Linked DNA regions of Homo sapiens: region 1 is linked to region 2. The links are chromatin loops, found by intact Hi-C in ENCODE. Cell type or tissue: gastrocnemius medialis. All regions are shown on one strand. Links, peaks and the distances in the headings refer to the core of each region. The heading gives the core; the rest is flanking DNA. Region 1 has its middle 63 kb from the start of CCNE1. Region 2 holds the start of URI1 (URI1 prefoldin like chaperone).

What was found. Peaks named below come from ENCODE experiments on the same cell type or tissue, not always from the same donor. Only the 100,000 strongest peaks of a DNase experiment are listed, where the experiment ranks them.
Region 1: a loop joins it to region 2, with 5 times the contacts of the local background. A loop is called at or near these places in 2 of 110 quality-filtered maps.

What each region holds. Positions count from the first base shown.
Region 1 is chr19:29,867,236-29,882,332 of GRCh38, reverse strand. No RefSeq gene overlaps it. Among named protein-coding and RNA genes, the nearest start is that of CCNE1, 63 kb to the right of the region's middle. RefSeq lists enhancers at 1-102, 2,818-3,318, 3,037-3,331 and silencers at 1,373-1,432, 3,102-3,161, 8,584-9,043. In gastrocnemius medialis, for the core only: CTCF peaks have their summits at 8,425, 8,629 (motif pointing right) and 10,044; a DNase peak (open chromatin) is centred at 7,012; H3K4me3 peaks cover 1,677 bases; H3K27ac peaks cover 3,733 bases.
Region 2 is chr19:29,936,084-29,951,180 of GRCh38, reverse strand. It overlaps URI1 (URI1 prefoldin like chaperone), which reads right to left and starts at 8,942. Exons shown (of 11, transcript NM_003796.3): 1 at 8,517-8,942. The coding sequence starts at 8,633. RefSeq lists a silencer at 8,417-9,086 and an enhancer at 9,107-9,196. In gastrocnemius medialis, for the core only: CTCF peaks have their summits at 8,055 and 8,371; a DNase peak (open chromatin) is centred at 8,990; H3K4me3 peaks cover 2,067 bases; H3K27ac peaks cover 2,479 bases.

The DNA of each region.
Region 1 (15,097 bases), core at 4,434-12,433, 70 kb after region 2:
TAGAGCTGGGACTTGAACCCATAGCACATGCCTCACACCTCTCCTCGAGCTAGAACCACTTACATGTTTGGGGGTCCGAAAGGCCAGCGTCCGTTGTAAATAATACAGGAACAGAGATGGGCTCTTGGAATGAACATGTCACTCCTGGCCGGGCCGGTGGCTCATGTCTGTAATCCCAGCATTTTGAGAGGCCCAGCTGGGGGGATCACTTGAGGTCAGAAGTTCGAGACCAGATATGGTGAAACCCTGTCTCTACTAAAAATACAAAAATTAGCCAGGCATGGTGGTGCATGCCTGTAATCCCAGCTACTCGGGAGGCTGAGGCAGGAGAATCGCTTGAACCCAAGAGGCGGAGGTTTCAGTGAGCCGAGATCGCGCCACTGCCCTCCAGCCTGGGCAACTGTGGAGACAGGGTCTCACTATGTTGCAGAGGCTGGTCTCGAACTCCTGGGCTCATCAAGGAATCCTCCTGCCTTGACTTCCCAAAGTGTTGAGATTACAGGCGTGATCTGTAATCAGATTTTTGAGACTCCATCTCAAAATAAACCAAGAGAAAATGTCAGCCCTTTGTTGGATGAAGCCATTCCAGGCTGGTGTCACATAATTCACTGTGCTTCCCTGCCCATCCCTCACCCACTGCAGACCTGAAATAGGGCATTGCAAGGGACACCACGACATTTGCAGATGCACACCATTTCTTATGGGTGAGCGCTGATTAGTCACAGGCCACGCAGCCCAGCCCTGTGCTGAATGATGTGGGGCAGATTAGAAACCACAGCCCATTTCTGCTCCTAAGGCTGAATTCCTCCATGGGAAGTCAGGATCAGAAAGCAAAGCAGGAGACGAATATGATCAAGCATTGGATGGCAGCCCCCATTCTCTTATTTCTGCATTTCTCTTAAAGTTCTGTGTTTCAGTCAAGAGTCCACCCAAGGCGGGGCAAGGTGGCTCATGCCTGTAATCTCAGCGTTATGGGCAGTCAAGGCAGGAGGATTCCTTGATGAGCCCAGGAGTTCAAGACGAGCCTGTGCAATATAGTGAGACCCTGTCTCTACAAAAAATAACAACAACAAAAAATTAGCCGAGTGTGGTGGCATGCACTTGTATTCCCAGGTACTTGGGAGGCTGAGATGGAAGGATCTCTTGAGTTCGGGAGGTCGAGGCTGCAGTGAGCTGAGATTACACCACAGCACTCCACCCTCGGTGACAGTGTGAGACCCTGTCTCTGACAAAAAAAAAAAAAAAAAAAAAGAGTCCACCCCAGGCTCCCCGCTGCTGGGCAGGCTTCCTGTCTCCCTCTCCCAGCTGCAGCTCAGACTCTGATCTGCACTTGCACTTAGGACAGCTCACCACACCCCACCAACCCCTCTCCCACCGCTACCCCTCTAGAAGCTGAGCCTCCTGGGAGCAGTGTTGGGGCAGGTTCTGCTTGGTTCCCCTCCAGCACCAGGGCCAGGGTGCGGCACACTCACACCCACCCACTCGGTCACGCCCTGGGTGTTTCTCTAGGGCCCTCCGTGGGCCAGTCTCTGAGCTGGATGCAAACGTTCTTAAGGAGAAAAAGAAATCAGTTTCTGTCTTCTGAGAACTGACAGTGTAACAGCAGTGAACCCAATAAACAACCATAACAAAATGCTCAGCAATGGCAGACCATGATAAGGGTTATGCAGGGAAGGAACAAGACACCCTAGGAGAGAGGAACAGCAGAAACTAAAGCTACATGGGCGTGGAGCATCAGGGAGGCCTCTGCTCAGGGTGTGCACGCCCAGTGCCTCATAGGGGCTCACGGTTTGATGAGCACATTTGAAGGTAATGGAAGGAAAGGTGACAAGAGAGGAGAAAGTGTGCAAAGTGGGGCAAATGGGCTGGGCACAGTAGCTCATGCCTGTCATCTCAGTGCTTTGGGAAGCCAAGGTGGGAGGATTGCTTGAGCCCAGCATTTCAAGACCAGCCTGGACAACATAGAAAGACCCCCATCTCTACGGAAAATAATTTTTTTTTTGAGACAGAGTCTCATCTGTCACCCAGTGCAGTGTCGTGATCTCGGCTCGCTGTAACCTCCACCCCCCAGGTTCAAGTGATTCTCATGCCTCAGCCTCCTGAGTAGCTGGGACTACAGGGGTGTACCACCAAACCCAGCTAATATTTTTGTATTTTTAGTAGAGATGAGGTTTCACCGTGCTGGCCGGGCTAGTCTTGAACTCCGAACCTCATGATCCACCCGCTTTGGTGTCCCAAAGTGCTAGCATTACAGGCATGAGCCCCGGCTCCTAGCCCAGAAAATAATTTAAAAAAAAAAAAGCAAAATGAAATAAAGTGGGGCAAAGGAAAATCCGACTGAAAGAGAGCCTGGCATTCGGTAATCAAAACCCTTTCCAAAGTTGAAGGACCAAAGCTCCGTATGAAGGTGACCAAGGAGGTACTGGGACAGTCGGCCAGCCAGCTCCTGAACGGCTGCAGGTGCACCTGATTCCAAAAAGTAGGAGTAAGTCAGTCCCAGCGGGAAGTACAAGTTCAGCTCCCTGAAGCCTGCTGTGCCATTTATGGGCCATTTCTGCGTGTAAAACAGGAAATTAGGGCATTAAAAATGACGAACGAGCCAAATTAGCCCATCTGTCTCTCACAGAATCCCCCTGGGCTACAGTAACTGTGACCCTGGCCAGCCCCTGAGAGCTGAGAACCAGGCAGGCTGCAGGTCTCCCATGCCCACGGTGCCCGACTCTGCCTCTCTGGGAGACTGAGCCCGGAGCAGGACTCCGCAGGGAGCTGCCTCAGCCAGAGCGGTGGTGGGCATGGTGGGGATGGACGAGATGGCAGGGTCTGAAGCTTCCCCGGGGACGTCTCCCAGAGAGAAGAGCAATCTCCTTCCGGAAGTTTCCAGCAGCCCTGCACCCAGGGGCTCAAACAGCGGCATCAGGACCCAGATTGTCATGAGAGGCTCAGCTGTCCTCGGAGTGGAATTCTTTCACAGGCAGGCTCTCCCCAGTGGCGCCAAAGGCGACTACAACTTCAGTCCCAGCCTCAGCTCAAGGAGAGGGGCTTGTTCAGCACTTCCCCGCCATATCTTGGGATTCGTTCTGATTGGTTCAGCTTAGCTCACTGCCCACCCCTGAACCAATCACAGTGGCCTGCAGCTGCACTTCTGTGCCCTCATTGGTTGGCCATTCCTGGGTAGTGCCACTCCCTGCTGGAGCTCTACCTAAATCACATGGACTGTGAGTCATGGATGGGTCCTCCAAAGAAAAGCAGGGTGACTTGGACAAAACAAACAAGACAGCCAACTACAGCTGGGATAAGAGACGTGTGAAGGGGGAAAAGCAAAACCGCAATGGAAAGGAAAAGTCCCCAAAGGGAAGTGTTAGGGCTCAGAGATGGAGGGGGACCCCGGCAGATCCAGGAGGTTGTAATGGGTCCGGCATAGCAGCTCCAGCCTGTAATTCCAGGACTCTGGGAAGCTGAGGCGGAAGGATTGCTTGAGCCCAGGAGTTCCAGACCAGCCTGGGCAACAGTGAGACGGTATCTCTACAAAAAATAAATATATATATGTAGACTGGCGTGGTGGCATACGCCTGTGGTCCCTGCTACTCGGGAGGCTGAGGCGGGAGGATCATTAGAGCCCAGGAGGTCGAGGCTGCTCCCTCGGGCTCACTCGAGGCTGATCATAGCTCACTATGATCACACCACTGCACTGCAGCCTGGGCGACACAGCGAGACCCTCTCTCAGGAAAAAAAAAAAGAAGAAGAAGAAGAAGAATGTCATGGAAGGAGTGACATTTGGATGGTTATGAAGACTGGGGAGTTCTCATGAGCAGTAACCACTGGGCCATTTTCTACCCTGCACTTTCTCTCTCCTGCAGGTGCCTTTTTCTTAATTACACCCAGAGAGTATAGGAAAGTGGATGCCAGCGATATTTATTTTCTGCTCTGAGCCCAGCACAGGTATCTCACCAGGGGCATCTTTCTTAATGAGGGAAGAAAAATGTCAGAACAGCGATCAGCCACGATGCACCCAGTGGACTTAAAAATAAGCAAAAATAACATGAAATTTTTTTTGCATTAGCTGGCTGTATATATCATCCAAGACTATGAGAGCAGGATTTTCTTTGTGCCATGGTGAGATCTGTTACTAGGGGTTTCCTCACAGTGGACGTGCTTCACAGAGGGGATATTCATTCTGGGGATTATTTTATTCAATTTAAAACCCGAGCAGAATTCGGGGGCTCAAGCCCATCTGTTCCAGCTGAGGTGCCAATCTCCTCCTTGTGTTTCAGGTCTGTATCCTCTACCCTCTTGGTGGTGCCTCCTTACTTGCATCTGAGGTTACACCTTTTATGTGTATTTGGGGGCTTCAGGGGCAGAGCAGAAGTCCCTGCCACTTAATAAGAAAGCAACCCTCTGTGAGGTCATATTACCTTCACACAAACCTGTGAGTAGGGATTCTCATCCCCATTTAAGAGAAGAGGAGACTGAGGCTTGGATGGGCTTATCTACTGATCCACTGTGCTACACACCTTCCCTATCTGCTCTATCAGGGCCAGAGATTGGCTGGGCACGGTGGCTCACACCTGTAATCCCAGCACTTTGGGAGGCTGAGGCCAACGGATCGTTTGAAGCCAGAAGTTTGAGACTAGCATGGCCAGCATGGGAAAACCCCATCTCCACTAAAAGTACAAAAATGAGCCAGGCATGGTGGTGCGAAATCTAATCCCAGCTACTTGAGAGGCTGAGGCACAAGAATCACTTGAACCCGGGAGGCAGAGGTTGCAGTGACCTGAGATCATGCCACTGCACTTCAGCCTGGGTGGCAGAGCAAGACTCTGCCTAAAAACAAAAAACAAAACAACAACAAAAATTAAAAGGAAAAAAAAAACAATTAGTGGGTGTGGTGGTGCATGCCTATAATCCTAGCTATTTAGGAGGCTGAGGTAGGAGGATCTTTTGAGTCCAGAAGTTAGAGGCTGCAGTGAGCCATGATAGTGCCACTGTACTCCAACCTGGGTGACAGAGCAAGGCTGTCTCAAAAAAAAAAAAAAAAAGCTGGGCCCAGTGGCTCACACCTGTAATCCCAGCACTTTGGGAGACCAAGGTGGCTGCATCACTTGAGGTCAGGAGTTTGAGACTACCCTGGCCAATGTGGTGAAACCACATCTCTACTAAAAAAAAAAAAAAAAAAAAATTAGCCAGGGATGGTGCTCGTGGCCCATGCCTGTAGTCCCTACTACTCCAGAGCCTGAGGTAGTAGGATCGGTTGCTTGAATCTGGGAGGTAGAGGTTGCAGTGAAATCACACCACTGTACTCCAGCCTGGGTGACAGAGCAAGACTCCATCTCAAAAAAAAAAAAAAAAAAAAAGTCTAGCCCGGAGCCCAAGCAGGGTGGCCCTGGATGCATTCTGTCCGATGACTGAATGAATGGATCATGGGTCCCCACCCATGTCAGGACTGTATGCTCCGGACACAGGCACCCCAAATCATTTCTGACGCTGGGTGCACAGTTGGAGCTCTCAATAAGGGCTTGATGCTGGCCAGAGGGGCTGAAGAGAGGAGGGGACTAACTCCCCCTCCCTAATTCTAGGCCAAGGCAGGAGAAGGATGAAAAGACTCCGAGGAGGAAGTCCTTGAAGTGATGAAATGAAAGTAATCCTGATTGGCTTCACTTAGAGTAGTTCAGAGGAGGAAGAGCAGAGAATCAAATGAAGCCCGTCCCCAGGTCCCCAGGGCTCAGCTGCTCTCCTTCCTCTAGCAACACAACAACGGTGTAGAGTGCGTGGGGGCCCCACTGCCACTGGACCACTTGGGAGAGGTGAATGGTACTCACCTCGCCTCTTCTGCAGCAGAGAAGTGGGGAGGATATATCAAGAGGAAAACAGAGAGGAGAGTCAATGAGAGACGGAGGTGATGAAACATGAGAAAGAAAGAGAAATGGTACTTAGCACAGGAGACACAGAAGGAGGCTGGAGAGGTGGAGCGGGTTCAAAAAAGAGAGAGGAGCTGGTAGTCTCCCCTCTGCCCTGCACACCCCCTTCACCCTCCTCCACTGGCTCTGTGTACCCCTCCACAGACTCTATCTGTGGATGCCTCGCTCTGCCTTCTGGGCAGGTGGACCTGGGAGGCCCTAGCAGGAAACTGGGGGGCAGAGGAGAGCACCTAGAGTGGGGGTTCCCTGAGCTCCTCCTCCTTCTTCGGTCACCACTGCTATCAGGGAGTGCTGCCTACACAGCCACCTTGCCCTGCGTCAGAGAACGCCTCCTCACGTAGCCCTGCGGCCCCAGGGATGGGAACAGCCCACTGCTACTAGACCCAGGGTACCACTCCTCCTCCTGAGGTCCCCCATGCAAACAGTTATTTATAAAACTCCGCCTGGATGGCCAGATTGAGCAATCCACCCAATGGGTCCTGGATGATACAGGGGCATTTGGGGCTTTTAATCCCCAGGAACGGAAGAACCCCTCTATGGAGGAGAGAGGCCCGTGCCTCTGATTTGAGAGGGTGTCCTCACTTCAGAGGTCACGGAGCATCCCCTGGAGTGGAGCACGGCCTCTTTTGGAAGGCAGCAGCCAGCACAGACTTCTTAGAAGGCCCTGCCCTCTGCTGAGTACCTATGAATGGCTGTTTGTTTTCTGTTGTTGTTTTTTTATTTGTTTGTTTTTGTTTTGTTGTTGTTGTTTTTGAGATAGTCTCACTGTTTCACCCAGGCTGGAGTTTAGTGGTGCAATCTCGGCTCACTGCAACCTCTGCCCCCTGGGTTCAAGCAATTCCCCTGCCTCAGTCTCCTGAGTATCTGGGATTACAGGCGCCCACCACCACGCCCGGCTAATTATTGTATTTTTAGTAGAGATGGGGTTTCACCATGTTGCCCAGGCTGGTCTGGAACTCCTGACCTCAGGTAATCCACCCACCTCGGTCTCCCAAAGTGTTGGGATTTTAGGCATGAGCCACTGCGCCCAGCCGCGAATGGCTATTTGATGAGTGAGTCCCAGGCTCAGCTGCAGCTGTCTTCAGAGGACAACCCTTAAGATAAATAAATAAAGCCTCCCCTGACTGTGCATGCCCATGTCCAGACTCCCAGCTCTATTTTTAGAATGTAGGACAACTTTCTCCCGGAATAGACAAGACACGCTAATCCAGGAGGGAGGCCTGGAGAGATGAAGACGTCGAGTCCAGATATGAATTAGTCGTGAGTATATTATTTGAAGAAATGTTGAACAGCTAGGCAAATATTTGATACCTTTGAATTGGAGCTGGCGTTTTCACAGGCAGAGTGCTGGCAGCTGCTGAGACATCCCCCTTACTGGTGGCATACCTTGCTGTCACACCCGGTGCTGCAGGCCACCTCTGTGGTACACTGAGAAGTAATTAAAGTTGCATGCCTGCTGGAATCCTCCGCAGCCATGCACCAAGCCTGGGTCTCCGGGACAGTGCTTGGCATGTGAGTGGATCCAAATCGCCTTTTCTTTTTTAAAAGAAATATTTATTTTCCTTAAACATACCATCATCTTATTAAAAGAATGAAGTTTCTGCCTCAGTGGGGCTCCTATTTTTGGAAAGAAAACATGATCTGTGGTTTGGACTCTCTAGTCTGTGATCGTGCGGAGGGGGTTCCCAGGAAAGACACCCGCCTTCCCTTGGCTCAGGAAACAGGCCTTGCCTATAAGGCAGGAGGATATGGGGGGAGACCTCAAGGTTTGGGGGCAGCTGTGGGAGTCTCTGCACACTGGCAGAGAATTAACTAACCTCTTGGAGCTTAGAGGGAAAACCCCGGGGAACAATGATGTCGGGGGCACGGTCAGCAGAGTGGCCGAGCCATCTGTACACCAGGTACCTCATCCGGGAGTGGGGGCTGGCATTGGCATCCCCAGTTTACAGAGGGGGAAACAGAAAATCCGCGATATGGCCAACACCAGTGATGTCAGAGCCGAGCCAGGGCATGACGGAGCGAGTATGGGAAGCAGTTTGCAGACCACCCCATGGGGTTTACAACAGCAAAAGCTAATACTCTTCGAGCTCTTGCCTGGGCCTGGGGCTCTACCTGCCTCGCTCAGTCCCCTGTCCCCAGGCTCAGAGGATTCTGGCCCCCCCCCCGGTGACAGTCCCCTCCCCCTCCCCCCTCGCCCCGAGCCTACAGCCCGTTCTGCAGGGGTCATGCCTTGCTCTTGACGATCAGGGCGATCTGCAGGTGCTCCTGGTGGGAGCCTGGCCCGCCCTCCCCTTTTCTGCACCCCCTCCAGGACCCGCAGCCAGCCAGCTCTGAGGTTAATTCTGTGACAGTGTGCAAATACGGCTGCCGCCAAATCGCAGCCTCGTGCCCGCAGCCTCGCGCCTCAGGGGTAAGGCCTGATTTCTGAGCTAAGGGAACCTGGGAGCCTTGCGAAGCCTCCACAAGGCACGCACTTCCATGAACCCCATTTTAGAGATGAGAAAACCGAGTTAGAGAGGGACGCACGTCACCCCCTGGGCACGGCACCGGCCACCGCGCGCTGGCTCCCAGGAGACGTGGGGCTCGGTTTCTGCTGGGAGAAGCCGAGCAAAGCCAGAGGCTGTTGGGGACTTCCCGGGAGAGCGGCGCGGGCGCGGGGGCGCGGGGGCGCTGGGTGGGGGTCTGAGCACCAGCCTGGCCAGGCTTCCCCGCTCCGCAGATGCCCGGGCGCCGCCACCAGATGGCAGCAGACGCTTTGCGATCGAGCGGCCGGGAGGGCGCGGGGCCGGGTCGGAGCGGGGTCAGGGGAGCCCACCCGCCGCGCGGCTCGGTCTCAGGGCCGCCTCCTCCCTCCGCTCCCCCGGGCTGCGCCACCCAGGCCTCCAGGAGCCCGCCAGAGCAGCACCCCGCCCGCCCTCGGGCAGCCACCTCACGCTGCTCAGGAAGGACTGATTGGCTTGGGCCGGAGCCGGGTCCCCCAGCCATCGACCCCGCGGGGAGGGCGCGGAGCGGGCGGGGACTGTGGCTGGGGAGGCCGCGGAGACCCCTCGGACCAGCCCAGCTCACCCCCGCTACGAGACGGGCCGTCACCCACGCGAGCCCTGAGGATGCTGACCTGGAGTGGCGGCAGAGGGCAGAGCGCGACCCTGCCCTGTGTCCCCGCGGCAAGGCCCGCGCTGGGCCCCGCCGAGCTCCACCACGCCCGACGACGCTCAGAACCCGGCCTGCAGTGCTGGATGCGAGGGGTTTGGGCGAGCATGGGTGCAGGCCCCGTGGGCAAGTCAGGGCGCCTCTGAGCTGGCCCTGGCTGGGTGTTGGAGGTGAAGGCTGCAGAATGGGGGAGGGTGGCCAGGCTCCCACCTCGGGGAGATCACCTGGCCCGTCAAGGGCAACGCATTGCACGGGGGCACAAAGATGGACCAGCGGACACTGGGGACTACCACGGGGTGTGGGCGAAGCAAGGGCTGAAAAACCACCTACTGGGTTCCATGCTCACTATCTAGGTAACGGGATCATTCGTACCCCAAACCTCACAGTACACCCGTGTAACAAATCTGCACGTGTAACCCCCCCCCCCCCAACGAATCCAAAATCAAAGTGGAAATTATTATTACTATTTTAAAGAGCAATTCAGGACGGGCGCAGAACAGGATGGAGGTTCGAGTGGGGGTGGAGGGCCATGACCCGGGAGCTGGAATATTCTGCGCCAGGGGACGGGGGCTGAGAGTTGAGGGTGCCCGGGGACCTCTAGAGGGACCCTGCACTACACAGATCGGGACACTGCAGCCAGGAGCAGCCGCGGGCACCCGGGCGTCAAGGGGGAGGTGGAGGCAAGCACTGGGAAAGCGGAGGAGGCGGCTCCATCGTAGCCTTCAAGAAGCTAAAAATAAAGTGCCTCGCGGTGGACGCTGTACAGCCCACTAAAAAGAATGACCTCCTCGGCCCGCGCCATAAAAAGCCCACCTGGCCGTGCGCTCCTGCGCGCAGCCCCGAAGCTCTCCGCTGCCCCTTGGCCTGGAGTCAGGCTGCCTACGGGCGGGAGGGCTGGGCTGCCCGCCTCAGGCTCATCAGCGAAGGCACCCGCGGGCGGGGAGCAGGGGCTGCACTGCCCCCGCTTGGGCGCCTACTGTATGCACATTGCAGTTCCACGCATTTATTCACAAGTCCTTAGAAAGGGTAAAAACAATGAAATAAAACAAAATGCAATGAAGAGAAGTAAAACAATAAAAAATTAAAAGACAGTGTTGTGGTGTGGAATGAAACCTCGAGTTCCATTCCTGGCTGTCATTCCTCTCTGGGCTGGGTCACGGGGATTTTTGTTTGTTTGTTTTGTTTTTGTTTTTGTTTTGAGACAGGGTCTCACTATGTCGCCCAGGAGGGAGTGCAGTGGTGTAATCTCGGCTCCCTGCAACCTCCACCTCCCGGGTTCAAGCGATTCTCATGCCTCAGCCTCCTGAGTAGTAGCTGGGATTACAGGCGCGCGCCACCATGCCCAGCTAATTTTTATATCACGCGTGGCTAATTTTTTTTTTTTTTTTAAGACAGAGTCTCACTCTGTTGCCCAGGCTGGAGTGCAGTGGCGCCATCTCGGCTCACTGCAACCTCCGCCTCCCAGGTTCAAGCTTAATTTTTATATTTGCAGTACAGACGGGATTTCGCCATGTTGGCCAGGCTGGTCTCGAACTCCTGGCCACAAGCAATGCGCCTGCCTCGGCCTCTCAAAGTGCTGGGATTACAGGCATGAGCTACCGTGTTTGGCCGGATCCTTCATTAAACGGGAATATGAATGCTTGCTGCAGACATTTAAAAGGAAGGAAACACGGGGCAGGGTGTGGACTAAGACCTACCAGCTTTTTCTCAGGGTCTCAGGCCCAGGGCCTTACTGCCTTTATTTTATTTTATGTTATATTTTCTCACTGTGTTTGTTCTTTACTTTGTATTGTGTTTCATTGTTTTTGCTCTTTCTTTTCCTAAGAACCTGACCCTAATGCTGACCTGAGCCCTGCACATTCCTGCTCTGTGGTCTGTAAGTCCTGAACACACTGTGAGCACGTAGTTGGAGGGGGGGGGGCTCTCTATCAGATCTTCTGATCTGCCCCTTGCCCCAGAAAGAACCCTCCCTGCTCACAAGGCTGGCTCCACTTCCTGGGCCTCCTTGACCTTAATAAACAAAGGCCTTCTACAAGCTGATAACAAAAAGGCAAACAACACCGTGGAAAAATGGGCCAAGATAGGAGGAGGCAATTCACAGAAGAGGAGCTCCAGACATCCTACAAGCATGTGCAAAGATCCTCAGCCTCTCAAAGTGTCAGGAACATTCCTGCCAGAACAGTACCTGTGACTATGACAAAAATTCAAAAGAACACTAGCATTTAAGGTGGATGAGGTTGTGGGGAAGTGGACACCTATCCTGGTCATTGCTGGTGGGATGACAAATTGTTACATGTTTTGCAAAGTAACTATAATTTTAATTACAATTAAAAATGTCTGTGAGGCCAAGCATGGTGGCTCACATCTGTAATTCCAGCATTTTGGGAGGCCTAGGTGGGTGGATCACGTGAGGTCAGGAGCTCAAGACCAGCCTGGCCAACATGGTGAAACCCCATCTCTACTAAAAATACAAAAATTAGCCGGGCGTGGTGGCAGATGCCTGTAATCCCAGCTACTGGGGAGGCTGAGACAAGAGAATTGCTTGATCCCAGGAGGCAGAGGTTGCAGTGAGCCGAGATGGTGCCACTGCACTCCAGACTGAGCCACAGAGTAAGACTCTGTCTCAGAAAAAAAAAAATTCTTCTCCTTAATTCCTTTTTTGATCCACATGTCAAGAAATAGTTGAGGCTGGGCGCAGTGGCTCATGCCTGTAATCCCAACACTTTGGGAGGCCGAGACGGGCAGATCACGAGGTCAGAACGAGACCATCCTGGCTAGCACAGTGAAACCCCGTCTCTACTAAAAATACAAAAAATTAGCTGGGCGTGGTGGCGGACGCCTGTAGTCCCAGCTACTCGGGAGACTGAGGCAGGGGAATCGCTTGAACCCAGGAGGTGGAGGTTGCAGTGAGCCGAGATTGCGCCACTGCACTCCAGCCTGGGTGACAGAGCGAGACTCTGTCTCAAAAAAAAAAAAAAAAAAAAAGAAAAAAAGAAATGGTTGAATTTCCAAGTAAGTATTACGGGTTTGTTTTCCTCAATGATTCTTGAGGGGAGCAGGCAGGGGCAGTGGGAGGGCCGGGGGGTGGGGGTGGGGGTTGGATTTTTTTTTTTTTCCCCCGAGACGGAGTCTCCCTCTGTCGCCCAGGCTGGAGTGCAATAATAGTGCGATCTCGGCTCACTGCAAGCTCCACCTCCCGGGTTCATGCCAGTTTCCTGCCTCAGCCTCCCGAGTAGCTGGGGCTATAGGCACCCGCCACCATGTCCGGCTAATTTTTTGTGTGTTTTTAGTAGAGACGGGGTTTCACCGCGTTAGGGATTTTTTTTTTAATTGTTGCTTTCTGTTTTCACTAGGATATGATCAGAGAAGATAACAGGTAGAATTTTTTTTTTTTTTTTTTGGTCTTGATTCCCTGAGATCCTCCCGCCTTGGCCACCAAAGTGCTGGCATTACAGGTGTGAGCCACTGCGCCCGGCCTCCTACAGAGGCCTTTCTACAGAAATCTACTACTTTCTGAAAGAGATACAAGTCATCATCATTATCCAAAAATAATTGTATTAGAGGAAAAAGAAAAAACACTTTAGCGTGAATCCACTTGGGGGAGGGCAAAATTTCATGCATAATGTTATACCGAGACATGAAACCAAGTAGTACAAAAAAGACATTTACTTTATCTAATATTTACTGAAATTTAGGTTATAATTGCAACAATGTCATTTTTAAGACAAATATAAATCCAGTGTACTTTCCCATAGGTATGTTATACTTGAATAAAAAGTTTGCTTAGAAATAATAAATCTAATGTTGACTTTTTGAAAGTATAATTTTTCTAATAAAATTGTGTGATATCATGACAAGACACCCTTCACTTCACATCTGACTTCTGCAATACTACTGTGTTTTGCAAAAGGTAATTGATGGCTTCAGCTATCGTCCTAAGGGCCTCTCTTAATCCTTTGCTATTTGTATCAGTCAGGGTTGCATTTGACAGAAACCCAATTTAGCAACTTTAACAAGCTAGGAGCTTATTTTTCTTATATGACAAAAAAAATCCAAAGGCAAACAGATGGGCTGGTGCCATTGCACACGAAAAACATCACAGATGTGGCCCTTCTGGCCCCCGCTTCACCCTCCTGAAGGTTTCCTATTTGCTTTCTCAAGGTAGCAGCTGCACCTCTAGGAATCTCATCCACATTCCAGTTCAAAGGGGGCATGACTCAAGGCAAAAAGGTTTGAGCCACCTTAGTCTGCCCCTTATTTATCGGGAAAGCAATAACTTTCACAGAAGCCCCACAAGTAGAATTTTTCATGTTACGTTGGCCGAAACACCATCACACGACTACCCCTAGCTGCAGAAGAGTCTGGGAGGAGAGGATTTTTAGCTGAGTACATTACCACCCTAGGCAAAACTGGGTTCATGTCAGTGAAAACAGAATGAATATTGGGTAACAGTTGACAACTTCTGTCACAATAATCAAACCATTTATTTTTATTTATGTACTGAGACAAGCTCTCACTATGTTGCCCACGCTGGTCTTGAACTCGTGGCCTCAAGCAATCCTCCCACCTTGGCCTTTCAAAGTGTTGGGATTACAGGTATGAGCCACCAGCACCTCACCCAATATTGCTCTTTCATAAAATCCTTTTTTTTTTTTTTTTCAAAATGTGTAGTTTCACTTTGTAATTGACTTGAATTATATTGTACTATGGGGTATTTCTACGATTATTGAGAGGCTGACCATCAAAAATGCTGATGCATTTGTCCAGGATAAATGCTAACAGTGAACTGGGAGGAATGGTTGAGTGAATAATAATTTTATAAAAGCTCAATTCATTAGTAACTGGATTCAAGTCACGACTTAACTAAGAATCATAATCATAGCTGTGAAAATTTGGGCAAATTACTCAACCTTCCTGTGCTTCTATTTCCTCATTTGCAAAATGGGAATGGTTTCTCAGTTGTCTAGTTCTGCAAAAGAAACCAGTTCAAAAATTTTAAACAAAAACCATTTTGTTTTCTCACAATTCTGTGTGTGGCAGTTTGGTGTGGGCTCAGCTGGATGGCTCTTCTGCTGATCTTGTCCTTGGTTACTAATGCAGCTATAGTTATCCAGCAACTCAGCTGGGACCAGATGTTCTAAGATGCCTCACCCACATGTCTGATGATGGGTGTTTGGCTACAGGTCTTCAGCAGCCCAGCCCAGGCTTCTTCACACGATGGTGGAAGTGTTCCAAGAGACCAAGAGTGGAAGCTGTGCAGTGTCTTGAGGGCTAACTCACAAGTAAAAAAAAAGTAATTTCCACAACATCCCATTGTCAAAGCAAGTTGCAAAGCCAGACCAGATTCATGGATATAAAAATAGATTCTCTTTGGGAGGCTGAGGGGGCTGGATTGCCTGAGTTCAGGAGTTTGAGACCAGCTTGGGTAACATGGCGAAACCCTGTCTCTTACAAAAATATGAAAAATTAGGTAGGCTTGGTGGTTCGCACCTGTAGTCCCCACTACTGAGAGGCTGAGGTGGGAGGACCACTTGAGCCTGGGAGGAGGAAGTTGCAGTGAGCCGAGACTGAGCCACTGCACTTCAACCTGGGTGACAGAATGAGACCCCATCTCAAAAAAAGAAATAAAAATAGGCCGGGTACAGTGGCTCACGCCACAGCACTTAGGGAGGCTGAGGTGGATGGATCACCTGAGATCAGGAGTTGGAGACCAGCCTGGCCAACTCGGCAAAAACCCATCTCTACTAAAAATACAAAAAAAATTAGCCGGGCATGGTGGTGTGGTGTGCACCTGTAGTCACAGCTACTTGGGAGGCTAAGGCAGGAGAATCACTCCAACCTGGGAGGCAGAGGTTGCAGTGAGCTGAGATCACATCACTGCACTCCAGCCTGGGCAATAGAGTGAGACACCATCTCAAAAAAAAAAAAAAATACATTCTGCCTCTTAAAAGAGGAATTGATAAAGTCACATTGCAAAAGTTTGTATATACAAGGATGGAAGAAATTATTATAGTCATCTTGGCTAACAGATA
Region 2 (15,097 bases), core at 3,395-11,394:
AAAATGACATTATGTGTCTCCTGATGTGATGCAATGGAAAGTCATCATCATCTATGTAATCACGCGTGTATGTGTGTGTGTGTTTTTAGAGACAGGACCTTACCACTTTGTTGCCCAGGCTGGACTCCACCTCCTGCCTCAGCCTTCGGAGCTTTTGGAGTAACTGGGACTATAGGCTTGTGCCACCAACCAGCTATCTACGTAGTATTCTTGCCAAAAATGTTTGTTTCTTCATGATTATGTTCATTAGACATCTCCAAATTGTGGGACGTTCTACAAGAAAACTGATCTAACGCTTCAAAAATGCCAATTTCATAAAGACAGAAGGTGGCGGGGAATAATTTTAGATGAAAGAAGATTAAGGAGCTAAGAGAGTCAAATGCCATAGTAATCTCTGATTGGCTCTTGCATTGAAAGAGAGTTATAAAGGACATTTTTAGAAAAACTGAGAAAATGTGAATATGGTACATGTCAATGTTAATTTCTTGAGTGTAAAAAAAGATATGGTTATGTAGAAGAATGACCTTGATGTAAAATGATAAGTGCTTCAGTATTATTGATGTGATGATGTCTGCAATTCACTTTTGAATGGTTCTGCAGGGGGAAAAGGGAAAAAAAAGGAATATATAAAGAGAAAAGCAAATAGGACAAAATGCTAACTGATTACTCTAAACAGTGGTCATCATATTGTTCTTTCACCTTTCCTGTACTTTTATAATTTTTCAAATAAACAGTTGTAGTTTAAGGGGGGAAAATTGCATATGACAGACTAAAAAGATTGAGACATCACTCTGGAGATAAGGGCAAGTGATACAAGCTAAAAGGTTCTTAAACTAAAAATGATAACAACAGGTAAAACAAAATAAAGCAGTTATGGCCAAATCACAGATTCCACGCACCTTCTTCCCCCTTTCCCCCCAGTGTTTTGGGACCATTACCATCTTTTCTTCCAATCTAGAGAAGCCTAAAACAATGAAATGGGTTTTTTCCTCCTTGAAATACTGTTTTATGTTTATTGACAACTTCCAAAGAACTAAAACCAAAGTTGTCTCTTCTTATGGCACATTACTGGCACAATACTAAGTGCCAACAACAAGAAGTTTATCTAAAATAAAACTTACAAGTAATGAGTTCTGAAAACTCACCTACCTACAAAACGGAATGTGCCTTCGGCTATACAAGCAAACATATTCTTACAACTGTGCCTTTCTTAAAAAATAAGTAACCTCTCCCTCCCCCTCCCCCTCCCGTCTCCCCACAGTCTCCCTCTCCCTCTGTCTCCATGGTCTCCCTCTGATGCCAAGCCGAAGCTGGACTGTACTGCCGCCATCTCGGCTCACTGCAACCTCCCTGCCTGATTCTCCTGCCTCAGCCTGCAGAGTGCCTGGGATTGCAGGCGCGCGCCGCCACGCCTGAGTGGTTTTCGTATTTTTTTGGTGGAGACAGGGTTTCGCTGTGTTGGCCGGGCTGGTCTCCAGCTCCTAACCGCGAGTGATCTGCCAGCCTTGGCCCCCCGACGTGCCGGGATTGCAGACGGAGTCTCGTTCACTCAGTGCTCAATGTTGCCCAGGCTGGAGTGCAGTGGCGTGATCTCGGCTGGCTACAACCTCCACCTCCCAGCCGCCTGCCTTGACCTCCCAAAGTGCCGAGATTGCAGCCTCTGCCCAGCCACCACCCCGTCTGGGAAGTGAGGAGTGTCTCTGCCTGGCCGCCCATCGTCTGGGATGTGAGGAGCCCCTCTGCCCGGCTGCCCAGTCTGGGAAGTGGGGAGCGCCTCTTCCCGGCCGCCATCCCGTCTAGGAAGTGAGGAGCGTCTCTGCCCAGCCGCCCATCGTCTGAGATGTGGGGAGCACCTCCGCCCCGCCGCCCCGTCTGGGATGTGGGGAGCGCCTCTGCCCGGCCACGACCCCGTCTGGGAGATGAGGAGCGTCTCTGCCCGGCCGCCCCGTCTGAAAAGTGAGGAGCCCCTCCGCCCGGCAGCCGCCCCATCTGGGAAGTCAGGAGCCCCCTCTGCCCCACAGCCGCCCCATCTGGGAGGTGAGGAGCCCCTCCGCCCGGCAGCTGCCCCGTCTGGGAAGTGAGGAGCGTCTCCGCCCGGCAGAAGCCCCGTCCGGGAGGCGGGGGGCAGCCCCCGCCCGGCCAGCTGCCCCGTCCGGGAGGGAGGCGGGGGGCAGCCCCCGCCTGGCCAGCCGCCCCGTCCGGGAGGTGGGGGGCGCCTCCGCCCGGCCGCGGTCCCGTCTGGGAGGTGGGGGGTGCCTCTGCCCGGCCGCCCCTTCTGGGAAGTGAGGACTCCCTCTGCCTGGCCGCCACCCCGTGTGGCAGGTGTACCCAACAGCTCACTGAGAACAGGCCATGATGACGATGGCGGTTTTGTCGAATAGAAAAGGGGGAAATGTGGGGAAAAGATAAAGGAATCGGATTGTTGCTGTCTGTGTGGAAAGAAGTAGACATAGGAGACTACATTTTGTTCTGTACTAAGAAAAATTCTTCTGCCTTGGGATGCTGTTAATCTATAACCTTACCCCCAGCCCCGTGCTCTCTGAAACATGTGCTGTGTCCACTCAGGGTTAAATGGATTAAGGGTGGTGCAAGATGTGCTTTGTTAAACAGATGCTTGAAGGCAAAAAAAAGTAACTTCAACATTACTTATTGAAGTTACAGAACTTACAGAACAAATATACTCTTTTCAATAAATTACCATAATTAAATCAATTTAGAAAAAGCATTTCTAAAATTCAACACCCACTCATAAAAACTCATAGCAAACTTGGAATATAAGGAAATTTCCTTAATCTGATAAAAGCAAATACAAAAATTACTCACAGTAAATACCACACTTAATGGTAAATGTTTAAAAGTTGACCCCTGATGCCCACTACCAGCACTTGAACTGGCCAGTATCAAAAGCAAGAAAAAGAAAGAAACAGCATACGGACTGGAAAGGAGAAAATAAAGGCAATCTTGAGGAACCACAACTAAAACTACACCACCATGTACCAGGTACCAAGATAACACAAAGTCATAATGATTTAGACAGTGTAGGTTTGCTGCAAGAACAGACAAGCCAACAGAACAGTCAAGAAACTGATCTACTTACACAGTCACCTGATTTATGACAAAGATGACAATGCGGTGGAGACATGACACTCTTTCCAATAAATGCTGATGGGACAACTAGGTATCCATACAGTAAAAATGAAACCTGACCTCAATCTCCCCCATATACAAAGCCAATTCCAGGTAGAATGTAGATTCTCAATGTGAAAAGCAAAGCAGTAAAGCTTCTATTAGACAATATAAGAGGATATCTTCAGAAAAGTAGTAAGAAAGACCTCTTAAAAATAAGACAAAAAACACTAACCATGAAGGAAACAATTGTTAAAATTAAAAATGTCTGTTGATCAAAGGACAGACACCACTGTAAGTGCTCCAAGTCAAGCCACAGACCAGGGAAGAAACTTACAATATATAATTGGAAAGGCAGTCATTACTATGAATCAATTAGAATATAACTAACATCCCAATAGAAAGTAGTTAACAGATGAGCAGGTATTTCACAAAAACAAAACACAAAAATCCAAGTAGCCAATAAACATCTGAAAAGGTCATCAACCTCATTACTCATCACTAGATTGGCTAGCAAATATGAAAAGACACATGGTGGTAAAGACTGAAGCAGGGAGAACTTCTGTCCACTGCTAGCAAGCGGTAAACTGGTATAACCACCTTAGAAAAAGCATTCTAAGTGGAACTGAAGACACAAACACGCCATGAGAAAGTTCCAGGCAAAAACTAGAAACAAACTGTTCATCTGAAAAATAAACAGTATTAATGAAAATTCTAAGATCGGATCTGTAAACATCTATCACAATGCGTGGCACACAGAGTTGCTCCCTATAATGTAATTCCATCCGTCCATTTCTTCACATATGCATGACAAATGGATATAATTTAAGATCAGCCTCAAAACACATTCCAATCGTTTCCCATCTCACAAATATGAAAACCAAAACTCTTACAATGATCTGGTACTGCTCTCATACTGGCTAGAAAGCTCTTCTCTAAAATATCCTCCATATATCCACACAGCTCACTCCCCACTTATTTCAAGTTTCTGCTCAAATGGAACCTAACAGAGAAGCCCTCTCTGATGGCTTACAGAAGACACCATCCCTCCACTCACATCCCTCATTCTCTACACGCCTCTTACCTTCCTGTTTTTCTACTTAGCCTTACCTACCAAACACCCAAGGTAAGGCTATGTAACTGCATGCCTTCACCCCTAGAGTGTAACCATGAAAGAAAGAACTTGCTGTATTTTGTTCATTACTGCACACTCAGCAGAACATGCCTGGCATGTAGTAGATACTCATTAAATATTTGTTACATAAATTCTATGGCATGGATTCTAGGCTTGGAAAGAATAGCTGTTATATGGCCTACGTGGCTGACAGTTCTTTAAACTATGTGCAGTTTAGTTTATCACAAGAAATATGAAAACCCTCCATTAAGTTAAATTAGCTGTTCTGCTTTATAAAAAATTTAAAATATTTACTCTTAATGCATTTAATTCCCCAAGGATCTATATCAGGAAGTATAAGCTATTCCAAAATTCCAAGTGAGAACTACATGAGGCACTCAATTATAAATATATTATCCTAATGAATTTTCTAATCTTACTATTATCCTGCAAATAAGCCTATAAAAACGATACTGGATCCACCACTTTTTAAAATATTACAATAAAATCTCAGTAGTTCTGCTAATAAAAGCTAATAGTATCTAGAGATAAAATACAGGTATCTCAGAAACATCACCTTAGCCAAGAAACAAAAATTTCAACATAATGCAATTCTTAGAATCAGATTTAACAAGATCTTAGTACAAGGAAACCTCCCTGAACAGCCCAAGACACTCCACAACAGTCCTAGACCACACATTTTATGGTATAGGTCACAGTCTAGACAGGTTAAGCTTCCATTTTTCCAACAAATATTTTACTGCTGTTAGTAAAAACAGATTTAGTTAAAGACAAAAAAAGGATGATCTGAATTTCTCTCCTCTCCCTGTATCTTATAACAAATGAAGATTAAATAAAACCTTTGGGGGGGGGAAGGAAATCAACTGGAAGATGGTTGTTTGAATAAATTATATATATCAGCTCTGAAGTAACCAAGAAATAAACCTGCCTAACCGGCATTCAAACCAGCCAAGAGCCATTTTTCAGGCTCAGAAAGTGTTTTGCAATTAAAGTAACATTCCAATTTTCGTTAAAATTAAAATAAGTTTTATCAATAGCTTTTTTTGGAAAAAAAAAAATCCCATCCAATTTTACAAACTTTTAGGTAAAATAATAAAATTGTGTACTTTTAAAACAATGGTGTTTTCCTATGTAAAATGTGTAAATATTTATATAAACGTAACTGGAACCACCCTATACATACTGTCCTAGTTTTCAATGCCTACGTAACAGCTCCTGATTTATTTAACCAATCCCCCAATGTCAGACTTTTAGTTTTTCTCTTTATAAACAAAGCTGCAGGGAATGTTTCTTACATGTTTTATTGCTAGATCAAAATAGAAACAAACCGAAGTTCTAACTAAAATAAATTGTTTTGGAAATGTTTCACCATTGACTGTAAGTGAAAGCAATGTTAAAATATTTGATCCTAACCGCTGACTACAGATATTGTCACTTAGAGGTTGTGGCTTGTTCATGCCCCTTGTCTGTCCTCTTCCTCAGGTTGCCAATTTTTTGTCCTTTTTATTCCATGTTCCAGAGAACATACAAGAAAAAAAGAGAGAGAGAGCGTAAAACTTGTTATACTCCTTAGCTGAATTTGGAAAAAAAGAAAGAGCAAAACTAATGAGCAACATTTAAGCCACATTACCTACCAGCCCCTCTCAATCAAGGCTCCCAGAGAAGATTATGCCCTAAGCCTAAGGCACCCACTGTGTGTAAGGAACTCATTTCTCTCTCTGCATCTACAGCCAACTAGGTAGGTACCCTCTCAGGGAAAACTGAGAACAGTCATTCAAATCATTTTCTGCAGAGTTTAACTCTGTCTCACAAAACCCATGTAGGGAAAGGCCAAGAGCTTAAAAGCATGTTTGATTCATCTTTCATAAAGGAATACTAAGTGCCACATATGAAGCTACTATGACATTTTCCCCTTCTACACTCAGGATGTCACTACGCTTCTACTTTACTAGAACTCACTGTACTCCCACAACTGGGCCAGCTTTAAAGCCTAAATAAATTGCTTCACAAAAAATTTTCACTGCCGATTTACTGGGTAGTTTTCCTGTACTACACTATAATTACAGTGCAGCTATCTAATCAGTTTATTTTGTGGCCTTGTGGGTCTCCTGTCCACTGAAGCAAATGCTTCTATTAAATAAAGATAGATTAAATACTGACGCGCTTTTTCCTGAACTGGGGATAATTTTACACACCCATGACAGATATACGTGGTTATTTTGTGTGCCGAATTAACATTAACACAACACAGAAAAATAATTTGGTAGCACAGTCAATGTCTACAGAAAACAGTCATTCAGTTTGCCACAAGACTGTAACTGAAAAAGCAGTTACTCTCTCTTCCAATGTAACTCAACACGATACCAGAAAGCTGTTCAGAGCACCCCAAAAAGTATCCTTTGCATTTCAGTCACACTAACATCAGAATAAAACTAAGGATATCTTTTTAATATGCCAAATGGCAGAAAACATATCAAGTCAGCATTATGCACGTATTATACACTGAAGGAGGTGAAATTAACCCACTGCAGCAGAGGAAAGGCAATAGAAACACCATCCTCTGAGGGTCTGTGTCACATTCTCTGAAAGAATAAAAAATGCCAAGTTTTGGCAAAAGGAGTAAGATTTCATGAGGGGCTGTTTTTTCTTTCTTCTTTTTCTATCTTTCTCTTTTAAAAAAATACATTAATGTCTTCTAATTTAAAGACGCCAAACTAGTTAAGTTTTATATATATATATATATATATATATATATATATATATATATATATATATATATGAATGACAGGGTCTCACTCTGTCGCCCAGGGTGAAGTGCAGTTGCATGACCATGGCCCACTGCAGCCTCAAACGCCTGAGCTCAAGTGATCCTCTCACCTCAGCCTCCCAAGTACGTGGGACTACAAGCGTGCACCACCATGGCCCGGCTAATTTTTTGTATTTTTTTGTATAGACGGAGGTCTCCCTGTGTTGCCCAGGCTGATCTCGAACTCCTTGGCTTCAAGCAATTCCACGACCTTGACATCCCAAGCAGCTGGGATTACAGGTTTGAGTCACCACCCTAGCCACTGGATTTTTAAACCTTCATCTTGAAAACATGGCTTCCAAACCTAACAGTTGCGTTATTAGAGAAAAATGGCTGAGAAATGAAAATCCAACCCACAAAATAATTTAAACCAACCAGAACAAAGAAAGATTCCCGCAGTTCATCCCAACAGGTGGTTTCCAAGCAAACGAGGGTTTTTTAAGTTCTATCAAAACCCCCATCTAGTAGAACTGAGTATATTTTTGTATCTATGTAAACAGTCGTTCTTATACAGGAATGTTCAATTAAAAAGTTAAGAACTTTTAAACTGCTTATAGTGTTGAAGCAACTTCCTAACCCTTTATAATCCATGCTCTTCCAAACATGACATAAAATATTTTAAGCAAATTAAATACTGCTTTTCAAAGTAACAATTTCAAGACACTTGAGGGGACAGAATCAATCTGAAAGACCACAGAATCCACAGAAAAATCAGATTTAACAATAAAACTATTTCTTAAATTGGGAATACTTCTTTATATAAAGTCCCACTAGGAAACACAAAACTTTGTACCCTTTTCACCAGTAGTTTAAAACTCATTTATTATACGATGAAATTAAAATTTGTAAAAATGAGCCGGGTGCGGTGACTCAGGCCTATAATCCCAACACTTTGGGAGGCGAGGTGGGGAAGGGTAGGAGGGGGAGGATCGCTTGAGGCCAGAAGTTCGAGATTAGCCTGGGCAACATAGTGAGACTCTCTTTTTTTTTTAATGTTTAAATGGCATTATATTGTGACAAATATTAAATAACCAAATATTGCACAGGAAGCATTATCATGACAAACGCGGTAAAACTTTTCCGTGCAATCAAAGAGCAACAAACAGTACACATTTTAAGCAATGTTTAGGTCATTACAAGCTACAAATATTAAGGCGAACGCTTCCGTTGACAGCGTGCTGCCCCCGCCCCCAAATTCCCACGCGCTGCCGCACGCCTTCAGCTCAGAAGCCCCCTTTCCTGGGCAGGCGAACGGGCTGCACACCCCTCACTCCGCTGCGAAGTCAAAGGGCTGCAGACAAAGACAACAGAAGCACGTGACAAAAGTTTATCCCCGTTCCCTCCGGGGGCCCGGGCAGCTGGGCCTAGGCCACGCGGGGCGGCGGCCCAGAGCACAGGCAGGGGCAGCCCGGCGGGCGGAGGCGGAAGCGGCGCGGGGCTGCTAGTTACCTTTTCCTGCTCCTCGCGCAGCCGCGCCACATCCGGGGCGCGCAACGGAACCAGGGCAGGGGCCGGGGCCGAAGGGGGCGAGGGGTCGGGGGGCGTCTCCACGGTGGGCGCCTCCATGACGGGCCCGCGGGCCTCAGCGCGGCGTGTGAGTCCTGAACCAGCGCCTGCGCAGGCGGCGCGGCCGGCAGTTGCCCAGCGCCCGCGCGCCCGCCCTCAGGCACCGCGCGCCCCGCGCCCAGGAGGCCGCGCCCGCCGCCGCCGCTGCTGTTCGCGTCCGCGCCGCCCGCTGCCGCATCTCACACGTGCATGTCCCCGCCGCCGCCGCCCCGCAGCGGGCTCCGAGTAGCAGGCCGCCTGCCAGGTACCGAGACGCCTCTCCGGTGCGGGCCCAGCCAGGCGTCGCGTGGCGGCCGCGCCTCCCCACACGCCCCGCCTCTCGCGGCACGCCGGAAGCAAGCGCGCAGGCCCCGCCCCCGACACGCCCAGCTCGCGCAGGCCCCGCCCCCAGGGGAGTGCGCTTGATGCGAACCGCGTGGCTGGGGCTGGCGGTGTCCGCGCTGGGCTGCGTTTGTATCCCTCTGGAAGCTTACATTTTATGCCGATATTTCTTTCTTTTTTTTTTTTTGAGATTACGTATATGAAAGCACTAAATATAGGCTTTGGAACCTTAAAAAAAAAAAGCTTACATTCTATAGAAGCTCCACGCCCAGGAAACGCTCGGCAACAAGAGCCGCGTGTCGCCTTGAGTGCCCCATCTCCCTCCCCGTCGTTTGGCGCTGCATCTGTATCTAGGAGCTTAATTCATGTACTAGAGCTGTTTCATAAGCACATTTAATTTTAGCAAATTCAACTCTTTCTGTGCCTTTTTAGTGAGTTGAAATATACAATTATATTTTGCATGTTCATTAATTACTGTACACATTGTATTTTCTCTTATATAAATTAAGCTACTGTACTAATTTTAATATGCTGCTATGAATGGACTAAGAAATTTTCCAAGGATAACTTTGCCCCCACTTTTCTTTTTTTTTTTTTTTTTTTTAAGAGACTGAGTCTTGGTCTGTCGCCCGGGCTGGAGTGCAGTAGTGCCATCATTTCTCACTGCAGCCTCAAACTCCTAGACTCAAGCGATCTTCCCACCTCAGCCTCAGGAGTAGCTGGGACCACTGGCCCGCACCAACACATCCTGTTAATTTTTCTATTTTTTGTAGAGGCGGGGTCTCCCTATGTTGCCCAGGCTGGTCTTGACATTAAGCGAGCCTCCTGTCTTAGCTAACCTCCTGTCTTGGATTCCCTGAAGTGCTAGGATTACAGGTGTGAGCTACCACACCTGGCCGTTCCAATTATTTTAGAACTCCTGTGCCCACTTCCTCCTACAGCCCTTTGTACAGCCTCCTATTAACCTAACTGCGTGAAAGTGGCCTTGCCTTATCTGCTGCAGTCGCTAGCAGTAAAGATGGGTCGTGTTCGTTCCACATCATACAGACAAGTCTAGGCAGAGAGATGCCTGCAGAGTCACAGCCTGGTGTGCCTGCTTGCTCTGCTTCTCTTCCCTCACTCCTGCCCAGCTCCCAAGTCCAGATCCACCCTTTTTTTCCTTTTTATGGCTTCAAAGGAAGAAAGCAAGGACAACTTGGGAAAAGATAAATGTTCATTCCTGTCTTTTCCTCACTGCATATCCAACCATCATCACCTCTGGAACAGCCAGGACCTGACCATTGTTACCATCTCTTCTACCACCACCATCCTCTCTCCATCCCCAGCCACCTCAGCAACCATTGATCTGGCCTTGCTGCCCCTACTCTTGTCCCTTGTAATGGAGATCGGCTGCTGCCCACCCCACTTCCCCTCGTTTAGGGGCTTAACCCGCGACCACATAGTCCTGTGCCTGTAGGAAGCTGACCCACCCCCTAGCTCCAGGCAAAGGGGGTGATGCATCTCCCTTCTAAATAGTTGGTTCAAGAATGGGTGTGCGATGTCGTCCAAACAGAGACTTCCTGGAGGCTTCTGGGAAGGTTCTTTTTTTTTTCCTCTGTTGCCCAGGCTGGAGTGCAATGGTGCCATCTTGGCTCACTGCACCCTCTGCCTCTTGGGTTCAAGCGATTCTCCTGCCTCAGCCTCCTGAGTAGCTGGGACTACAGGCGCGTGCCACCACACCTGGCTAATTTTTGTATTTTTAGTAGAAACAGGGTTTCACCATGTTGGCCAGGCTGGTCTCAAACTCCTGGCCTCAAGTGATCCACCCGCCTTGGCCTCCTAAAGTGCTGGGATTACAGGCAAGAGCCACCACGCCTCTCCTGAGAAGGTTCTTCCTCATTCTTCAAAAGTGCTCCCATAAGGAATCAGTCTATCCCCTTGGCCAGGAAGTGCAAAGCAGGTAGCCCCATGTGTATCAGACAGCCCCCCAGACCACCTAGACACTCCAGTACTCAGAATGAAGTGCGATCTGTGGTCAGCAGAGCTGAGAACAGAACCCAATCCTTGACAGCATCACAGAACTTGATCCAGGGCTGAATCAACCAGCTCTGGAGTCTGCATCACTTCTGAACTTCCCGTTTAAAAGGCCAGTAAATTTTCTAAATGACCAGGACAATTTTCTATCATGAGCAGCCAAAGACATCCAATTCGCACACCTCTAAACTATTATCCACTCAGCAGTCTGGGTGAGCTTTTCAAAGGGGATCAGGTCATGTCAGTCTCCCTTCTAGGGCCCTCCATGGCTTCCCACAGCAACCAGAATCAAATCCAGACATCCTACTAGAATTCAGCATTGTCGGACCCACCTTCCCCACCTCCAACCAAGCCCCCTACCACTCAAGCCAACCACAACAATTTCTCTCTTCTTCAGATACTCCAGACTAGTTCCTGCCTCAGGGCCTTTGCACCTGCTGATCTCTCTGCCTGCAATATTTCTCCCATATCTTTCCATGGTTGCCTCCTTGCCATTACTCAGGCCTCAGTTCAAATAATAACAGGGCTTTCTTGATCTCCTGTCCACAAAAGCCCCTCCCCTCTCCTCTAGGCATCTGCCCTCACCTCACTTTTTAAATTTTCTTTGTAGCACTTATCACACTTTCAAATGATCAGCTTTGGCCGGGCGCAGTGGCTCATGCCTGTAATCCCAGCACTTTGGGAGGTGGAGGCAGGCGGATCATTTGAGGTCAGGAGTTTGAGACCAGCCTGGCCAACATGATGAAACCCCATCTCTACTAAAAATACAAAAATTAGCCGCCGTGGTGGCACACACCTGTAATCCCAGCTACTCGGGAGGCTGAGGTAGGAGAATCGCTTGAACCTGGGAGGCAGAGGTTGCAGTGAGCAGAGATCATGCCACTGCACTCCTGCCTGGGCAACAGAATGACACTTCGTCTAAAAAAAAAAAAAAATTGGCAAGGCGCAGTGGCTCACGCCTGTAATCCCAGCACTTTGGGAGGCCAAGGCAGGCAAATCACCTCAGGTCGGGAGTTCAAGACCAGCCTGACCAACATGGATAAACCCCACCTCTACTAAAAATACAAAATTAGCCAGGTGTGGTGGTGCATGCCTGTAATCCCAGCTACTGGGGAGGCTGAGGCAGGAGAATCACTTGAACCCTGGAAGTGGAGGTTGCAGTGAGCCGAGATCATGCCATTGCACCCCAGCCTGGGCAACAAGAGTGAAACTCCTCTCAGAAAAAAAAAAAAATGGTAGGCCAGGCACAGTGGCTCATGTCTGTAATCCCAGCACTTTGGGAGGCTGAGGTGGGCAGATCCTGAGGTCAGGAGATCGAGATCATCCTGGCTAACATGGTGAAACCCCATCTCTACTAAAAACACAAAAAATTAGCCAGGTGTGGTGGCAGTCACCTGTAGTCCCAGCTACTCAGGAGGCTGAGGCAGGAGAATGGCATGAACCCGGGAGGCAGAGCTTGCAGTGAGCCGAGATGGTGCCACTGCACTCCAGCCTGGGTGACAGAGTGAGACTCTGTCTCAAAAAAAAAAAGTAAATATTATTTTATTACCTTATTACTTTATTACTTATTATTGGTTAATCCCTTCTTCATGTGCCAGGCCCCCCACTGGGAATGGGAGACAAGAGTTGACCAAGGCAAGCACCAGCCCTGTTCATAGATGTTGGAGTCAATAGAGGGCCACTAACATGGTTTGGATATTGTTCCCTCAAAATCTCATGTTGAAACGTGATCCCTAATGTTGGAAGTGGGGCCTAGTGGGAGGTGTTTGGGTCTTGGGGGCGGATCCCTCATGAATGGTTTGCTGCTCTTCTGCAGTAATGAGTTCACATGAAAGCTGGTTGTTTAAAAGAGCCTGGCACCTCCTCCTTCCTCTCTTGCTCCCTAGCTCTTACTTCCACTTGCCATGTGACGTGCAGCTCCCCATTTGCCTTCCACCATGATTGGAAGCTTCCTGAGGCCTCACCAGAAACCGAGCAGGTGTTGGTGCCACATGCTTGTATGGCCCACAGAACTGCGAGCCAAATAAACCTCCTTTCTTTACAAATTACCCAGCCTTGGCTGGGCACAATAATTCACATCTGTAATCCCAAAACTTTGGGAGCCCAAAGCAGATGGATCTCCTGAGGTCAGGATTTCGAGACCAGCCTGGCCAATATGGTGAAACCCCATCTCTACTAAAGATACAAAAAATTAGACAGGCAAACCTCATGAGACATGAATAAACAGCCAGGGGAGTTCTTGATGAAAAAAGAGGCTGCTGGTTGTTGGTAAGAGAACAGCAACAGGGTGGATGCAAAACAGCTGCCATGCCCCATTTCTCAGCCCTCACCCTACCATGAGGCTGCAGGAATAGCTTTCCTGGAATGGCTGGCTGGTTGCAAGGTGGGCAAGATGACCCTTGTCCTCCAAAAATTGGGGCATTTTTGAGTCCTGAGGGATTAGCACAGACTCCTGTATTGGTTTCAGCCCTCTTGTGCTTCCTATGGCAGCATCCATCAGGAGATTTGAAAGTAAAGAACACCTTTTTGTAGCCAGAAATTTACAGATATCATTTCCAGGTCACTGGTTGCCTGTAAAGATTATGAAACAAAAACATCAGTAACCACATGCAATAAGGACTACACACTTTGCAAACATAGTTTGGAAAAGTCTCTAAACAAACAGATGGCTGCAACCCTCAACAAGCAAAAATCAGCAATCCCTGAAGAGGAGGAGAATCTGATTTTCAGAGTTACTACAATAATACCCAAAATGCCAAGTGCTCAACAAAATATTACAAAGCATACAAAGAAAAAGGAAAGTATAGCCTATTCACAGGGGGAAAAAAAGAATTCAATAGAAGCCATCCCCAAGGAAGCCTTTACATTGGAAACATTAGTCAAAGACATTAAATCAACTGTCTTACACCCAATGAGCTAAAGGAAACCAAAATAATATATGAACAAATAGGGAAGGCCAATGAAGAGATAGTTTAATCTTATAAAAAGGAACAAAATAGAAATCCTGGAGCCGAAAAGTACAATAGCTTGAACTTAGAAATTCACTAGAGAGATCAAAAAGCTGATCTGAAGAATCAGGAAGAAGAAAGAACCAGTGAACTTGAAGATAAGGCAATTGAAATTGTCCAGTTGTAAAGAGAGAAAAATAAATAACGAAAAATAGGCTGGCCATGGTGGCTCATGCCTGTAATCCCAGCACTTTGGGAGGCCGAGGAGGGTGGATCACTTGAATTCAGGAGTTTGAGATCAGCCTGGCCAACATGGTGAAACCCCATCTCTACTAAAATACAAAAATTAGCCAGGCATTGTGACGCGCACCTGTAACCCTAGCTGCTGGGGAGGCTGAGGCCAGAGAATCACTTGAATCAAGAAGGAGGAGGTTGCAGTGAGCCAAGATCATGCCACTGCACTCCAGCCTGGGCAATAGAGTGAGACTCTATCTCAAAAAAAAGAAAAGGAAAAATGAACAGAGCCTGATAGATCCATGTGATGCCATCAAGCATATATCAACATATGCATAGTAGAAGTTCCTGAAGGAGAAGAGGAACAGGAAGGGACAGAAAAAGAAATTTGAAGAAATAATGGCTGAAAACTTCCCAAATTTGATGAAGGATATGAACATACACGTCCAAGAAGCTTAACAAATTACAAGCGCGAGAAACTCAGAGATTCATACTGAAACTCACAGCCAGATTGTCAAAAATCAGAAACAAAAAGAGAATCTTGAAAGCAGCAAGAGAGGAACAACTTGTAAGGTACAAGGAGTCCTCAGTAACATTAATAGCTAAGCTTTCATCAGAAACCATAGAGGGGCTGGGTGCAGTGGCTCAGGCCTGTAATTCCAGCACTTTGGGAGGCCGAGGTGGGCAGATCGCCTGAGGTCAGGAGTTCGAGACCAGCCTGACCAATATGGCGAAACCCCATTCTACTAAAAATACAAAAATTAGCCAGATGCGGTGGTGGGCACCTGTAATCCTATCTACTTGGGAGGCTGAGGCTGGAGAATTGCTTGAACCTGGGAAGTGGAGGTTTCAGTGAGCCAAGATTGCACCACTGCACTCCAGCCTGGGCACAAGAGCAAAACTCTAAAAAAGCAAAACTCCATCTCAAAAAAAAATTTTTTTTAAGTG